2 separate regions of the Mus musculus genome follow, and region 1 is linked to region 2. Evidence: chromatin contacts called from ENCODE Hi-C or POLR2A ChIA-PET data. All regions are on one chromosome and are shown on one strand. The core of a region is the stretch at or near the end of the contact, and the rest is flanking DNA. Distances in the headings are between cores, read along the strand shown.

Evidence for each region. A loop is a pair of places that touch in the nucleus more often than their neighbours do. ChIA-PET counts read pairs that join two places held with the same protein, here RNA polymerase II (POLR2A).
Region 1: a loop to region 2 is called in a map of heart, with 2.3 times the contacts of the local background. The contact joins two enhancer-like sites. A Hi-C loop is called at or near these places in 5 of 37 maps with a recorded cell type or tissue (T-helper 1 cell, adrenal gland and heart). POLR2A ChIA-PET finds 5 or more read pairs at or near these places in 3 of 5 experiments (all embryonic stem cell).

What each region holds. Positions count from the first base shown.
Region 1 is chr10:39,498,877-39,504,553 of GRCm38, forward strand. All of the region lies in intron 3 of Fyn (Fyn proto-oncogene), which reads left to right. Among named protein-coding and RNA genes, the nearest start is that of Gm40627, 89 kb to the right of the region's middle. Within about 2 kb of position 3,572, at least 1 of the 3 ENCODE cell types and tissues checked has a DNase peak (open chromatin) inside an H3K27ac peak, as active enhancers do.
Region 2 is chr10:39,456,045-39,461,681 of GRCm38, forward strand. All of the region lies in intron 3 of Fyn (Fyn proto-oncogene), which reads left to right. Among named protein-coding and RNA genes, the nearest start is that of Fyn, 89 kb to the left of the region's middle. Within about 2 kb of position 3,285, at least 2 of the 3 ENCODE cell types and tissues checked have a DNase peak (open chromatin) inside an H3K27ac peak, as active enhancers do.

The DNA of each region.
Region 1 (5,677 bases), core at 2,322-4,821, 43 kb after region 2:
CTTGAGAGCATCCTGCTGTAGTAGCTCTCCAGTGTGCTGGAGGTCTTTTCTCACTAGTGTGCTGTTCCTTGCTCCTAGAGGCATCCCCTTCCTCTCTGAGCCTTTTAAATCACCGACTCCCTCACCTTACTTCCTGACTTGAGGCCAGCTAGCCCGTGTGTTTGTCTGTCTCCCTCTTCAGTATAAATAAGGTCCTTAAGGGCAGAAGCTGCTCACCTTGCACAGCGTCTGTCACAGAGCAGGGATCAAACTGTGCTCTCCGAATAAAGTCTGGGAGCAGAGATGAATATAGATACAAGGATATGGGCAGAAGGACAAAATCACGAGGGAAATGAAGCCAGTGAGAACTGGTGAATTGTTACTATGGTGATTTCTGGTATCTTTTGTTTGAAGGATGAGATGGGGAAGTTGCTTCATTTTGTTATTATTTTCTTTCTTCCTCATCTGAGCTCAGAAGAAGAGCTGTACCTAGCAACCTCCTGGATGGAAACAGACAGGGAGAGAGAACAGAAGCCTCCCTAGGACGAGGAAGAGGTAGGGACAGAAGCCACAGAGCCAGACCATAAGTTGTCCTTCATACTAGCCACAAGGGCACATGGAGAACTTCTGAAAACTGTAGTTAGAAGGGACACCTGAAGCCTAGCGTAAGGGTTAAGGTAAAACTGCAGGCACTGTGACAGTCGGCAGGAGCACGTGTGCACTTGCAGCCAAACTTAACCCTTTGGCCAGGTTACTGCACAAGAACCCTTGATCCAAAGGTTCAGCTTAGGGACGTAGCATAGGGACTATACTGGTCTGTGGGCTCCATGGTTTTGTTTGAATCTATAAAGAAAAGCTGTGGCTTCTTCAAAAACATCAGCATCACCACTTCTAGTTGAAGCCTCATCGCCCATCAGTGAGAACACTAGACTCCAGGATATTAAGAGGTTACACTCCAGGCCACTCAGCATCCTTGCTACAGGATGCCACTACTCTCAGCCCTTCTGTAAAGCATGAGCCCAATACTAAGAAACTAAGATGTCATAGACACGTATGAAGCAACCTAGGAGACTAAATGCAGAGTGTCCCACTCAAAAGACATCATGGCTTAGTGTATAGTATAGAAGACATGAATGTAGTAACGTGGACTCAGACCGAAGCCTTACAAACTACATAATCCGGGCAGGTGTTTTAGTTCTGTTAAGCCGATGTTCCTTACCTGAATGCCTGGGTATGATCACTCTGAGCACTGAAAGAGACCGTATTTAAAGCGCTGAGAAGGCTCGTGTTCTTGTTCAGGTGTCGTAATTCATGGTTGTTGTTTTCTTGCTCAGAGGAGCTTGTGGCCAGTGGTAAAGGGACATGGACATGTGCCCCAGGGATCCAGGCTTCATTTCTGTGTTATAATCACTTCCTCCTATTCCTTTAAGTCCAGGTTGTCATAACAGAATGACCATGCCCCTTACACCTTTCCCTCTTCCATGTAAGGGCTCACACGTGACAGATGTCCATGCTTCTCTTGCCTGAAGGTTAAAGCTGATGAGTTAGGGTGAATGATGCCTTCCAAGGTTCTTGTTGTCATGATGCCACACCATTCCTTAGCCAGTTATCTCTCTGTTGAAGCTGGTTTCCACCACACTGCATGCTCCTTCTATGCCACAGGATGCAAGAAGGGAGACGTCATCTAAAAGATAAAGACCCTCGGGTTTTCACAGCCATTTGCTGTCAGCCCACAGGTGAAATGACATGGAAACAGCTGGATAGAAGAAAATCTCAAGGTGTGGTCTTCAGCTGTACGGTCATAGGCCCACTGGAAACCGCCACTGTGGCTGTCTAGTGGGATGAGGGGCAGTGTGCCACACCCCTTCTCCTGGCCTCTTCTGTGACTCCAATTATTATCAGAGATGAATTTGGGCCTTAGGATTGTCAAAACTATTTTGGGGGAGATTTTTTTAAAGTTTTGTTTTTGTTTTTTTAAGACAGGCTTTCTCTATTATGTAGCCCTGATTGTCTTGAAACTTGCAATGTAGACTAAACTGGCCGCAGGATTCACGGAGGTTCAGCTGCCTTGGCCTCTAGAGTGCTGGGATCAGACGTGCACCACCGTGCTCATCCCAAAACTGAATTCTTTCAGGCCTACTGCGAGCAGAATTCTCCAAGCTCCTAATTCTCTGATACAACACTGATGATAGTAATAATAAAAATATTAATAATAGTAATATACATGAGTAAATGTCACTGTTAGGTTACCTTAGCATGCATTTATTTTCAGTTAATAGTGTATATAAATGTATGGTGGCTCATAAAACACGTGTGCCGCCTTTTTTGATTGACTTAGGTTTTTTTAACTGACAAGGTCAGGCTTCAGTCATGCCTTCAGTGCGTTAGCAGAGGCGGTAGCAGCTCCTTCCTCAGAGTAGCCAGTTTGTCACCTCAGATGCTCTTCTCCAAGGGCTGCTGGGAACCAGTGCTGGCTGCCTGCAGGTGGCTCCATGTTCTTCTCTCCCTCCTTTCATTTCCCCTGGGTCTTGGGCACTGGGCAATCCTAAATGCTGACCTCTTATGAAAGACCAAAGGATTGCATAGCCAGGCTCCTCAGCAGGAAGGAAACTCAAGGAAGGCAGAGACCCCCACCCCCTTCCTCCCTCTCAGACTCTGTACCATGAAGAGGAGGGAGGAGGCTGGCTGGCGTTGCCTCTCTGCCTCCTTTGTCACTGCTCTTTGCTCTTAGAAGCCCAGGAATTCAAGCTGAGTGTGTTTCCCAACTGCCTGGTTTATCAACATTCACACCAATCTGCTGCTGCAGCTTTGAAATCCTAAATCACTGCTGGATGCAGAGGCTGCTGCTGTGCTCCTGCGTTCCTTGTAGCTTGGAGGAAGTGCCAACACGCAGTCCCAGTGGTTGGGAGACACAGGGCTCCCTGTCATTCTTCAGAGGAGACGCCTGCCTCACTTCAGACTTGCAATGCAGATGGCGGCTGGCAGATTCTGCTGTGGCTGTTTCCACAACCGTGCTTCCGAGCAAAGGGGCAAGCGATGGGGATGCCACGCCCACTGTCCCAAGCTTGCTCCTTTCGATGCGCTTTTCATGTTTTGTTTTGTTTTTTTTTTTTTTTATTACACTTTTACTTAATCTGTGTGTGTGCCCGGGCAAAGCTTCCATGCAAGGCGTGGCATGGAAGAGTGGAGGTCAGACAACTTGGGAGCCATCAGTTCTCCCCTCTAGCAGGAATCAAACTCAGACCTGTGGGCTTTGCAGTAGGCATCCTTACTCACTGAGCCATCCCACCCTCCGGCCATCTGCTTCTGTGAGAGCTGGATCTTCGTGACTAGTGCTACTGAATTAAAGGAAGAGAAAGAACCCCCTGTTTTCTGAAAGGCTGGGGCTCATGCAGAATCATCTGTCCAGGAACCCCCATGCTGACTGGGGGGATCTGCGGAGTGAGGTTTTGTCCTGCCTGAGAAGGAACCTCCTGGGCTCTCATCCTCCTCCTACCTATAGAAAGGACATTGGCGATGCCTGTTCAGGCAGCCGCTTTGTTCTAGTGTGTTTGCTTGTGCCTATGCCAGGTGACACTGTGACTCCTGGCCCACCGCCAGTCCCGCTACAACTGTTACTAAAACAGAGGAGGCCAGAGAGCCAGGCTTTGCGACTGAGCCGCAGATGTGACACTGGCTTTCCTGCTTGTGCTAGTTTGCGACTAGAAGCCCGTGGTTCTACAGAGCATGTGCAGAGTGGGGGAAACAAGCCTGACTGGATATGGGCAGTGAGAAGTGATGTATCCAGCAGACCTTAGTGTTTCAGAAGAGTGCTAAGTTGTATAAAGTGGGGCTGCTCCCTCCTGTGCTCCACCGGGATTCAGGAAAACTAGCTCAAAAGTCAAAGCTAGCTGGGCAGTGGTGGTGCAAGCCTTTAATCCCAACACTTGGGAGGCAGAGGTAGGTGGATTTCTGAGTTCGAAGCCAGCCTGGTGTACAGAGTGAGTTCCAGGGCTACACAGAGAAACCCTGTCTCAAAAAAAAAAAAAAAAAAAAAAAGAAAAAGAAAAAAGAAAAGTCAAAGCTGTGTCAGCTGGAAAGGGTGAAAACAACAAGCATAAGGACAAATCCCCCTGCCTCTACAACCAGCAGCATCCAGAGAGTGAGTGCTGGTTAGACCTCCCTTCCCTAGGGCTGGCCAGTACACAGCTCAGCCCAGTCCAAGCCCTCAGTTCCAGGAAGAGCCTGCTTAATTAAGGATTGTCATTCCTACATGGTTAGGGTCTCCAAGCATATAGGACTTAGAACTGAAGCATATTCATTGCCCCCACCTTGTCTGCCTGTAAGACTCTGGGGAGCCTTAGCTTACCTGGGACCCCCTGAGTGAACCACGTGAAGCCGGGATCGATGCAAAAAGCAAGAGGAATTTATTGCTCCAGTGCACTGGGGCCATCCCAGACCCGAAGGAGTGGTGGCTACTCCCAATATCCCAGCGAGTTCTTATATGGTTTCCAGGGGCAGAATAGAGCATCAGCAACTAGGCACAATAAGATTGGTGGAATAGTGCACCCTTTAAACTGATTGGTCTTTAGGGAATGAGGTGACAAAGACTTTCCTTGTCTGAAGGTGGCAACAGTCAGTACTGTGGAATGTGTCCCCACCGGCAGGTCCGATCCTGCCATGTGGTCTGAGAAATGGTAATTAGCCTCTCCCTTCCGGAGGGTCAGGTGTTTCATGACCTTCCCAAAGTTCCTAAGCTGACCTTTTCATGCCCAGGTCTGGCGTGATCACCCATTGCGTCCTCAGGTTTGACATCAGTGCCTCTGCTTCCCTTGCCACAGTAAGGTTTCTGCAGCTCTCTCTGTGTGTTCTCACTGCCTGCTTGCTGCACAACCCCTCAGCACCCAGCAAGGAGTAGAAAGCACGCTCACTGCTCTTGACTGGTTAGCTATTGTGCCTTCCAGAAGTTGCCTCTTAATGTGCTCCCCTCCCATCTCCAGTTTTATGCTTTATTACTATGTGATTGTTTCAACTTACATACAAATTCAGTTGAGAACTGAAACAAGGGAACTTGAACTCATCAACATGGTGCATTCTCACAGTGCAGTCTCTGTCACGCGCCTGCGGTGATTCAGCCTGTCCCCCTAAAGCGCATCGCAGGCATCCATTTTGTAGCTGGAATGGCCCAGTGCTGCCTTGACACAGCGCACTGCTTCAGAGTACTCACCGTGTCTGTTTTCTCCTCTGCTTACCATTCTGTCGTAGACATACCTTATAAATTCACCACCTCTCATTAAACACTTGCATGTTTTCTAATTTCCAAAGTGATGAACAGCATTTTATAAAACCTCACTTAGCACATACTCACAGGCCCAAAGGCAAGCCTGTCTTAGGCCCCTTGTTGACATTACCAGTTTGGTTTACCAGAAGTCCCCACAGTACTGTAGGAGCAAACTCATTTCAAGGGACCCTCTGTCACTGTTGGGTAGAGGATTCATCTGTGAATTTAGTTACTAATTAAATCACTTACTAATCTAAGTGTTTCCCTGATTACTTGTGGAAACTGGTGTTTCCCCTAAAGCTTCAGTGGTGTGGGGGGAGAGGAAGGTGCTACCAATAGTGTTCCCTCATTTCCTGCCTAGTTGGTTTGTCTTATCTATATAAATCCATTTTTTAAAATATCTATCTACAAAATAAACTTGTACATAAATGTGGATAA
Region 2 (5,637 bases), core at 2,035-4,534:
ACCTTCCTGCCACGGTTACAGTCGAGTGAGGTCACATCCTTCCAGCTTTTGGTTAAGTTCTGATACTATTTTCATTCATGTCAGTGAGAAGGGACAGAGCGAGGTGCACGATATGTTTGGCTCATATGGGCTTTTATTTCCAACCCTTCCTTTTGATTTTACCGTGGTTACGTGCCGTGGTTATGTGCCTTTGCCGACATCGATTATTGAACTAACAGTTTGGCTTACCTGTGTTTGGGAGAGAACCAGCCTTGTTGCTGCTGTACAGAGTGCTGATATTAAAGCCACATGTCTCATCTGTGGGACAAGGACATGGACGTGGCCTCAGGAGGTCTCTACAATAATCTCTAAAGAGCCAGAAAGTGTCTTCAGCAACATTTTAACCAGAGGCTTCAAGTCTTCTCAGAGATAAAGAGGAACTTGCCCGGGCAGCTCACTGGGAGGTCTAACATTGCCACTGGAGGGAATAGCCCACTCGGCAAGTTTAATTAGTACAATACAGGATTTATTTCAGAAATAACTAGGGATATAACGGTCCCAAGCCTGTAGCAATACTTACTTTTGGGAGGTGAGAATGCTCATTCTGATTTGATTGTCAGACACTGTGTACATGCATTGACTCATTGTGCTGAGCCCAGATGGTTTGTCTTAATAGAAAATAACATAATAAACAATTAGGGGACACTAGGAAATTGTTTGAGAAGAGTGACCAAATTGTTCCATATCTTAATCGTGGTGTTATTTCTACAACTGTGGGCTTTTGTGGAAACCCACAGAACTGTACTGTAAGGAGACTGGGTTTTCTTCTGTGGGAATGAAAGATGGAAAGAGTGAGTTGTAGAAGACAGTTATCTCAGCTTGTTAAAGTGTGATGGTGGAGAGTGAACTGCATGTGGGATGGGGACTTAGGCTGAGTCCCACAGTGCCTGTCACACGGAGGTAATGTGACAAATGCTTAAGTGCCCACTACGCCACCTGCCGATCTTAGATAGGTTATGTTGGTGTCCCACACACTTGTCTACCATGTTTAGATGATCTCCTCCTTCTGTCACCCCCTGTCCTCTGAACTAAACAACCCCCCGCCCCCCGTCTTCCTTCCCTCTTGTTATGTCCATGTCACACCCCATCCCATGAAGCTCTTAGCAGAGGCTCCTGCCTTACAGTTCCTCCCTGTGCACCTGCCCAGCACTGAAGCACTACGCCTGTCAGGATCTGGCTGGAATGCCTTGCTGTGTAGATGTTAGTAGACACCTAGCCCTAAACTCCGTCCCACCCATCACTCTCAGGACTGAGCCCACTGATGGGTCATGCAGGTGGTCTGTTTTGTGGGCTTCTGAGAATGGAGAAAGGAGGGCAGCGTAGCAAATCCACCTTCCCCGTCCGGGTGAAACAGTCTTGGCACTCTCAGCTGAGGCCGTGGGCAGACTGCTGTGGACGAATCTCTGAGGCGCAAGCGTTTCCCAGATTCTCATTCCTCGTTATGACTCAAGAAATGTAAGACTCTTAAAGCTACAGCTTGTGAATATTTTGAGATGGCCAAGATTCTCCCTCTCCTTTAGGCCATATCATCGTGAAAGATAAATGCAATGAGGAATAAAAACAGTGGTTCTCATCTGAGGTCAGTGCGCCTTCCAGGCGGTGTTTGGTGATGTCAAGGATGCTGCTAAATGCCCTGCAGTATTAGAACTACACATGTGCACACACCCCACAAATGACCTCAGATGTCAGTGGTACTGAAACTGAGAAACTGATGATAGAGCCAGTAAAAATACTGAAAGTGCCTGTTTTGAGAGTTTAGATTTTACAATACTTTAATATCTAACTACACACACATACACCTGAAAAGGGCTCAGAATACACAGGCCTGAGATGGCTCTCAAGAACCAGCCTCCTTCATTACCCCTGGCTCCAAGAAAAGCAGATGTAAATGAATTCAGACAGACAGATCCTTCTGAATGATGGGCCACAAGAGAAGAGAGGTTCTCACAGCCAGGCCTCAGCATCTGCAGAGAAGAGGCAGTCTCCTGCTGCAGGCCCCAGCTTCCTCAGCTGAGTTTGTCTTTAGTTGAAATGGTGTCGCCATCTGGGCTGGTCCTTCATTTTGAGTCAAGGATGGATAGTGATTCTGGGGGATGAAGGTGTGCTGAGAGAGGGGACAGGTCTCGGTACAGTTGATTGAGATCAAGTATTTTGAGACACGGGGCTGTTTATTTGTACCCACTTGCCATGACACCACAGTCTGGCTTAAGTGTGGATTGCTAAGCACTTCTGTAGCCCAATATGGCTGCATTTGCTGAAGCTGGGAGATTAAAGCAACATATGTCAAACTGTGATGCAGAACAATTCTCTTGAAAAGACTTTACTTAATTATGGGCCTATTTTGGGAGGGTAACTGTGCTTTTTGTGTGGTGTATTTTAGGTTACACTCACCCAGCTTCCAGGCCAGAAAGGGCGTGGCATATGCTGAGGACATAAATATGTTCTTACGAAAGCTCTGCTGTGATGTTCTTTCGCCTTTATGATCCTTGATTCCTTTCTTGTATTTTTTGCTCTCTCATGAATGAGGTGGAAATGTGTTCAACAAAGGCAGACAAGAAAGCCTTGCTTCAGATGGCCAGGCCCAGGGATGTGGGGACTCTTTGTTGTCAGTTCTTGTCTTTAAGATGAAGAGATCTTGGAGCAGTGTACAGAAGTGTCCAAGATAAATGGTTGAGAGAGGCTGTAAAAGACACTGTGCTTTACATGGGACAAGTGTCTGTATGGCTTCAGGTCCAGACCCCTGCCATGGGTCACACCAGAACATCATTGTCCTGCCCTGGTGGCCTGTGATCTGCAGTGAGCATCTGCTTTCTCTCTTCTTCTAGACACATGACTCTGATGAGCTCCGCCTCCTGTCCACAGCCTTTCGTGGCCTCATTGCTCTGCCTGTACAGAAGGTTCCCAGCCTTAAAGGAGAAGCTGGGTATTTCTGCCCAGTCAGCATTTTCCAGGCCTAATTAAAAATGATTGATAAAGGGAGAAACCACATTGCATAAGGAAATCAGCTTGTCATTTAAATGGTGTGGAGAAGCAGAGACATGCAGACAAAGCTCTGCAGCCCCAAGCACTGACCAGTCCTGAGGACAGAGGCGCTTCACTTACATCCTGAGTCATGAAGGCCAGAGGAGAGCAAGCATGAACCCTGAGGAGGGTGGGGGCAGCCTTTTATCAGAGGAGTTTCTGGAAAGGGACCAGGGCCAGCTTGTCTCTCGGTGGATATGTCCTGCTAAGAGGCTCTGTAGAAGGTTGGAGGCACGGAACGGAGAATCCCTGCCCCGCCTCAGCTTTGGCTCGCAGCTTACACTTCAAGAGACTGTTGTGTGTGGTGGTCTGGCACAGCCTCCAAGGTTCCCTTTCAGATGTGTAAGGAGATGTCTAAAGTTTGAAGCCCAGCCTGTATACGGGAGGGGCGGGCCATCTTCTGCCTTGTTGTGTAATCCTGATAGCCGAGGCCACCATGGCCATCTTTTTATCACTTGCTCACAAGACAGGTGCCATTTTCTCTCCAGGACAGTTTTGGCTGCATCCTGAACCAGTTTCCGTGAAGCTGCTCCAGGACCTGCCCATGGCTTTGCCATCTGCCCTCACTCCAGCACTCACGCCACAGTGTGGCTTTAATCTGTAGCGACGTGTAGAAGCCCCAACTGCTCACTGACTTAGGGGAAGTATTTTCAGAGTCAGAAGCTGTCATGTATGTTAGAAAAGACCGGGACACAAGTGGCCAGCCCTGTCTCAGCTGTGCTGGGGAGGCTGCGTATCCAGATGTCACTCGGGCTGCTCCTCCAAAGTTTATAAAGGGTTGCAATGCATTTGATCCTCCCAAGCTAGTTCTTAGATGATGGAGTCAAGTCACCAGGCAAAGTCGGAGGCTCCTGAATTTGCCTGTGTAAGGCAGGGCATTTGTAATGTGTGGGAGTGTTTGTTGTCCTCGGAAGAATTAGAGGCATTGTTGATAGGGAGTGGCGTGGGGATGCCAGTTAGCCTTCAGAGCCTGTGAAAGACAAGGCTCTGCTGCCACAGCACCTATAGCACCATGCTGAGAGGCAGGGCTAGGTGAGCAATGAACACAAGTGGAGCCAGTTGCACACTCATGATTGGGTTGAAGGCATCTAAGTCCTCACTGCTGCTTCACTGGGAACTCTAGACATGGGGTTCAGGCGGCTGTTCTGCAGATGGGGTGATGTTGCGCTATGCACCAGAACTCAGCACAGCGTGCTGTTCCTGGAACAGGTTCGCTGACACGCCATGGAGTGGCTAATCAGTCCCCTGTACCTGCCCAGCACAGGAAAATGAGACCCTTCTCTTTGAGAGAAAGATGAGTCCGGTAAGATGCTCTGGCCATAGACTTTTATCAAATCTTACCAACCGGAAACCATCCTGATAGGGTTAGAAAGATGGCTCAGTGGTTAAATGTTTCTTTGCTCTTCCTGAGGCCCCAAGTTCTGTTACTAACATCCTTCTTGGTGAGCTGACAACCAGCTGCAGCCCCAGCCTCCAAGAATAGACAGACAAACAGACACACACACACACACACACACACACACACAGAGAGAATTAAAAAAAAATAAAACTTTAAGAACTCATTCTAATAGAGATATCAGCATCTCTGATGGGTGTCCCATCCTGAGTTGTAGATTTGCCCTGAGGCTTCATCCTGCCTGGAGGATTAACACAGCCTGCTGACAGAGATCTGTGTAAAGTTCAGTTTGGGTGTCAGCCAGCAAAGAAGCTGAAACAATGGCAAGCCAGCTTGAATGAGTATGCACCAGATTCGTTAAAGCAGTAAAGTGAAATACTGAAGAGAGTGTATGGAGGGAAGATGTCCACACAGATGCTCCGGTGGGATGGTACCTGCTCACCACCACTACCTTCTGTGTTTGGAGGTGGCAGTAGTAGTTGTTTTATTTTCTTTCTGCCTTCCTTCACTAACTTTTAATATTTTATTTTATTTTTACTTTATTTAACTGTGTATTTTTCTGTGACTGTATGGGGTTTATGTTACCTAAGTGCAGGTGTACAGAGATGTAGGATGCCCTGGAGCAGCTCAAGTTACAAGTGGTTGTGAACCAATTGATGTGGGTGCCAGGGACAGAACCCAGGTCCTCTGGAAGAGCAATGCATGCTCTTAACTGCTGGGCCATCTCTCCAGCACCCAAACTTTGTATTTTTGAAAAATGTCAAAACTACTGGTCAGGAGAGTAAGCAATGACACAGACACCTCTCAGTTTACTTAAAGTTACCGTTTGTTCTATGTGTAATATGTCTGCTTTATTCTCTTTCAGTTACATATAAAGGGGTAAGTGTGTGCGCGTGCGCGTGCGTGTGTGTGTGTGTGTGTGTGTGTGTGTGTGTGTGTGTTCTGCGACATCTAGAAAAGCATCTCTGTGTTCTGGTTCTAAGTATGAATCTGTGAAAATAGAGATTAAACTGTTTTCAGGAAGAATGCATCGTAAGCGATGCCTTGTGTCTAATATGATGCCACACCACAGGGCAGGTAATGTCAGCTTGTTTTCCTTCCTTGGGGCTGTGACGAAACCTTCTCTCGTCTGGTTGTGTCTGGTGTCTGCATGAGCTTTGCCTGGATCCTAGTTATTTTTG